Regions from separate parts of the Homo sapiens genome. Here region 2 is linked to region 1. A link is an interaction called in ENCODE POLR2A ChIA-PET data of the cell type or tissue named here. Cell type or tissue: A673. All regions are shown on one strand.

Evidence for each region. ChIA-PET counts read pairs that join two places held together with the same protein. Peaks named below come from ENCODE experiments on the same cell type or tissue, not always from the same donor. Only the 100,000 strongest peaks of a DNase experiment are listed, where the experiment ranks them.
Region 2: POLR2A ChIA-PET joins it to region 1 with 10 read pairs; 3 of 35 experiments call an interaction of 5 or more read pairs at or near these places.

The regions. Positions count from the first base shown.
Region 1 is chr12:57,435,717-57,438,216 of GRCh38, reverse strand. The region is part of intron 1 of INHBC (inhibin subunit beta C); the gene reads right to left. Among named protein-coding and RNA genes, the nearest start is that of INHBC, 2.2 kb to the right of the region's middle. In A673, no CTCF peak of the experiment used is centred here; no DNase peak of the experiment used is centred here.
Region 2 is chr12:57,092,953-57,095,452 of GRCh38, reverse strand. It overlaps NAB2 (NGFI-A binding protein 2), which reads right to left. Exons shown (of 7, transcript NM_005967.4): 4 at 2,485-2,500; 5 at 2,258-2,390; 6 at 1,855-2,046; 7 at 1-841. The coding sequence ends at 732. STAT6 (signal transducer and activator of transcription 6) reads left to right here. Exons shown (of 22, transcript NM_003153.5): 22 at 1-45. Among named protein-coding and RNA genes, the nearest start is that of NAB2, 5.1 kb to the right of the region's middle. RefSeq lists enhancers at 191-721, 1,213-1,507, 1,254-1,785 and silencers at 1,148-1,217, 2,058-2,107. In A673, CTCF peaks have their summits at 1,790 and 1,990 (motif pointing right); DNase peaks (open chromatin) are centred at 1,352 and 2,012; H3K4me3 peaks cover 552 bases; H3K27ac peaks cover 2,385 bases.

The DNA of each region.
Region 1 (2,500 bases):
TCCTCTTATTATCCCCATTTAACACATGAGAAAACTATTAACCACTAGGTCAAACAGCTAATAAATGGCTGAGCAAGAATCTGAGCCCAGGCTATCTAGCTCCAGTTCAAGCAGGGTCTTGAAACAGGTAGGGGTGGGTGCAGTGGCTCACGCCTGTAATCCTGGCACTTTGGGAGGCTGAGGCGAGCAGATCACTTGGGGTCAGGAGTTCGAGACCAGCCTGGCCAACATGGTGAAACCCCGTCTCTACTAAAAATACAAAAATTAGCCAGGTTTAGTGGTGTTCGCCTGTAGTTCCAGATACTCGGGAGGCTGAGGCAGGAGAATGGCTTGAACCCGGGAGGCGGGGGTTGCAGTGAGCTGAGATTGTGCCACTGCACTCCAGCCTGGGCAACAGAATGAGACTCCATCTCAAACAAACAAACAAACAAACAAACACAAAAACGAGGGAATGAGGGGCCAGAAATGGGAAGGGTCTTCCAGACCTAAGAAAAAGCTTGCAAAGGGCTCAATTGGCATTTTCTTTCTTTCTTTTTTTTTTTTTTTGAGACGGAGTGTCACTCTGTCCCCCAGGCTGGAGTGCAGTGGCGCAATCTCGGCTCACTGCTAGCTCCACCTCCTGGGTCCATGCCATTCTCCTGCCTCAGCCTCCAGAGTAGCTGGGACTACAGGCGCCTGCCACCATGCCCAGCTAATTTTTTTTGTATTTTTAGTAGAGACGGGGTTTCACCATGTTAGCCAGGATGGTCTCGATCTCCTGACCTTGTGATCTGCGCGACTTGGCCTCCCAAAGTGCTAGGATTACAGGCGTGAGCCACCGCGCCCGGCCTTCAATTTGCATTTTCTAGAGTCCTGGCTTAGAATTCCTGATCTGCTCACTATATACTCCAACTATTCCCCTGTCTATGGAAGTAACTATCTCTCTTCCTTGTCCTCTTTTATCTATCTTTCTTTAATTAATTAATTTTAGAGATGGGGGTCTCACTCTGTTGCCCAGGCTGGAGGGCAGTGGTGCAAACAGCTCAGTGCAGTCTCAAACTCCTGGGCTCAATGATCCGCCATCTCAGGCTCCCAAATAGCTGGGACTGCAGGTGCACTCCACCGCACCCAGCTATTTTTAGCCCGGGGATGGTGGCTCATGTCTGTAATCTTAGCATTTTGCAAGGCCGAGGCGAGTGGATTGCTTGAGCCCAAAAGTTCAAGACCAATCTGGGCAACATGATGAAATCTTGTCTCTGTAAAAAAATATATGCTGGGCGCGGTGGCTCACACCTGTAATCCCAGCACTTTGGGAGGGCGAGGCAGGAGGATCACGAGGTCAGGAGATCGAGATCATCCTGGCTAACACGGTGAAACCCTGTCTCTGCTAAAAATACATAAAAAGTAGCCAGGCATGGTGGTAGGCGCCTGTAGCCCCAGCTACTCGGGAGGCTGAGGCAGGAGAATGGCGTGAACCCAGGAGGTGGAGCTTGCAGTGAGCCAAGATCGCGCCACTGCACTCCAGCCTGGGTGACAAAGCGAGACTCCATTTCAAAAAATAAAATAAAATAAAATAAAAAATAAAAAAAATTAGCCAGGCATGATGGCGCATACCTGTAGTCCCAGCTACTTGGGAGGCTGAGGTGGGAGGATCACCTGAGCTTGAGCCTGGGAGGTTGAGGCTGCAATGAGCTGTGATCATACCACTGCATTCCAGCCTGGGTGACAGATGAAGACTCTGTCTCAAAAAAAAAAAAAAAAAAAGAAAAAGAAAAGGCCAGGCACAGTGGCTCACACTTGTAATCCCAGCACTTTGGGAGGCCGAGGCAGGCGGATCACGAGGTCAGGAGTTCGAGACCAGCGTGGCCAACATAGTGAAATCCCATCTCTACTAAAAATACAAAAATTAGCCGGGTATGGTGACACACGCCTGTAGTCCCAGCTACTCGGGAGGCTGAGGTGGGAGAACTGCTTGAACCCAGGAGGCAGAGGTTGCAGTGACCTGAGACCATGCCATTGCACTCCAGCCTGGGTGACAGAGTGAGACTCTTTCAAAAAAAAAAAAAAAAAGTTTTTTAAAAAAGAGACAGGGTTGCCGGGCGCGGTGGCTCACGCCTGTAATCCCAGCACTTTGGGAGGCTGAGGTGGGAGGATCACGAGGTCAGGAGTTTGAGATCGGCTTGGCCAACACGGTGAAACCCAGTCTCTACTAAAAATACAAAAATTAGCTGGGTGTGGTGGCGGGCACCTGTAATCCTGGCTACTCAAGAGGCTGGGGCAGGAGAATTCCTTGAACTCAGGAGGTGGAGGTTGCAGTGAGCCGAGATCACGCCACTGCACTCCAGCCTGGGTGACAGAGCAAGACTCCGTCTCAGGAAAAAAAAAAAAAAGGGTCTTGCTATGTTGCTCAGGCTGGTCTCGAACTCCTGGCTTCAAGTGATCCTCCTGCCTTCTGAGTAGCTGGGATTACAGGCAGGAGCCACTGTGCCCAGCCCCTTTATCCATCTTTCTGAGTCCCATT
Region 2 (2,500 bases), 340 kb after region 1:
TTCCAAAATAACAAAATAAATAATCTACTGTACACAATCTGAAAAGAAAGACGCTCTAACTGCTCAGATAGGTGCTGCGGTCCAGCCCCCAGCTGGAGGAGACCCTGAGTCCAACCCAGGCCTCCCGAGGGGGCCAGTGAAGGGATCCCACACCCACCGCCCCTATGTAGGGCAGGGAAGAAATTGCAAAGGACTTGGGGGATAGATGGGAATGGGAGGGCAAACTGCAGCACTTGTTAAATTAATTAAAGAAACAAACCAGAAGCACAAAAACGGGGAAGGAGAGGGGAGAAGGAGCAGGTCCAGTGTTCCCAGGCCCCCAATTCTGGGGGCAAATGTTGCCACTTTTAGCTGGACCTTCCCAGGGAAGTCCCCCTTTCCCCCTTGTCCAAACTGAGTCCAACTGCTCACACCACTGGTGCAAACCTAAAGAGAATGGGAGTGTGTTGTGTGAGGGAGGGGAAAACCCCAGATGCCCTGGAGGCAGAGTCCTTGCCCCCTCGCTCTGGGCAGGGGTGAGGGCACCACGCACCCTCCTTGTGTCCTCTCTCCAGGCCTCTGCTTGTTATTGCTTGAAGCCCCACAGTCTTATGCCCATGGAGCAGGTGGGGAGGCAGGAGAAGGGCAGAGGAAGGATCCAGGGTTGTGACTAGATTCCGGGGATGGAGAGCGTGGGGGTCTGTGTGAGCCAGAAGTCTGAGGTCCTGGGTCTGAAGACACCAGTCCAACCCTCACTGCCGGCTGGCCTCAGCCTCCACTTTCACGCTGCTCCTGCGACCCTCCACCAGCGCGGGATGGGGTCCTGGGGCAGGACATCTGTCCAGCAGCCCTTCCTCGAACTCTGCAGGGAAAAGGGGGCAGTTAGGAGACTGCAGGGTGACTGGCTGCAGACAGAGGTGGTTGGGAACAGAAGCAGGGGCAAAGAAAGCTGTGAAGATGGGCTCAGTTTAGGTTTATTGAATTACTGCCTCCTGCCCACTGCATGTGTATGGGGGGTTCCATTCCCATGTGTGTGAGCCCCCTCCCCTCCCTGGCTGTGCGTAGCTCTGTCTCTGTCTGTCTCTCTCTCTTTCTCTCCCGCCTCCTCGGTTGCGCTGGAATTTCTGGTTCTGTCAGGAGCTGCGGGGGTGGTTTGGCTCTGACCTCTCCCCTCCCCCCTTCCCAAGCTCTGCCACCCCCACTCATCCCTGGCCCCCTCCCAGGCCCCTCCCAGGCCACTCTACCATGGCCCCCCAAGTTTTTTGGTAGCCAAATCAGAGGGAGAACAGGAAGCCAGCCTCCGAGCTCCTCCCTCAAGAAGAGCCCCCCTTCCAGTCCCCGCCCCCACTTCCCACCCACGCACAGTTTAAAAATACCAAGCCAGGGTTGGTGGCTTTGTCTGCTGCGTCACTCTCAGCCCAGCGGCTGCCCGGCCCTCCGCCTGCCCACTCCCTCTTCCCCCTTCCACACACAAAGCATCACTGCTTTGGGCTCCTCTGCTTCCAAGCTGGGCATCCCCATCCCCATACCCACAACTCCTAGCCTGCTCCCCACTCCTGGGTTGGTGGAAGTGCCATCTGAGCTTCCCTTATTGATGCTCCTCCTTCCTGCTCCTTCATCCTCTTTTCTCTGTCCCCCCATTCCCCAGTTCCCCTTTCACAGATCTACACTAGGACCAGACTTTCCATGGTGGGAGCAGCTCGGCAGGGTCTGCCTCTCTGCACCCCAAGGCCTGGCTGGCTGGAGCCCAGCCATCCTACTGCCCTCTCTGACGACTATATCCCTCTTCCTCCCACCTGGCCCCAGGACACCAGAATTGCTGTGTGGGGCCTGAGTGGCCGGGGTGCTTGGGGACAGCACTGCTGGCTGCCTCACCTGCGAGAGGTGGCTTCGCAGGCACACAGGGGCTGAGGCGGCCCACGCGGTCGTGGGAGACGAGGCGGGCGAGCCGCAGCCCCTCGTCCATCAGTGTCTGCTGCAGGATGTGTCGGCTCCATAGCCCATGGGCTGGCAATGCCAGAGGCAGGTCAGCAGGGGGCGGCGTCAGCCTTGGACATGACCCCACAGCTGTGGGCATGGGCACTGGTCAGGTAAGGGGCTGCAGCCAATGGAACCCCCACCCTCAACCACATAGCCAGCCCACAGGCCCTTCTGCCCCCCCTCCAGCCAGGTCTCCCAACCCTGTTTCAGGCACTGCCTCCTGGCTCACTCCTCCCCCAACCCCCTCCCCTACTCCCCCACCCTCAATGAAGAGAAAAGTGTTCTGAGGCACACTCACCCTGCAAATGTCCATCCAGACTCTCCCCAGACAGGCTGGCGCTGTCCTCCTCCAGGCTGGGGCGGTATGGGGGTACATAGGACTCAGGGCCTGGGGGAGGCTGCTGGATTTCAGGGTGACTCTGTTCTCCAACCTGTGGATGCCCAACATGGGGAAATGAAGACCTGCCAAGGGAGGGGATTGGGGAAGGCTGCCCAGTGCCCCTATATGCACCCCGGAAAACATACCTCTTGTTTCAGCTTC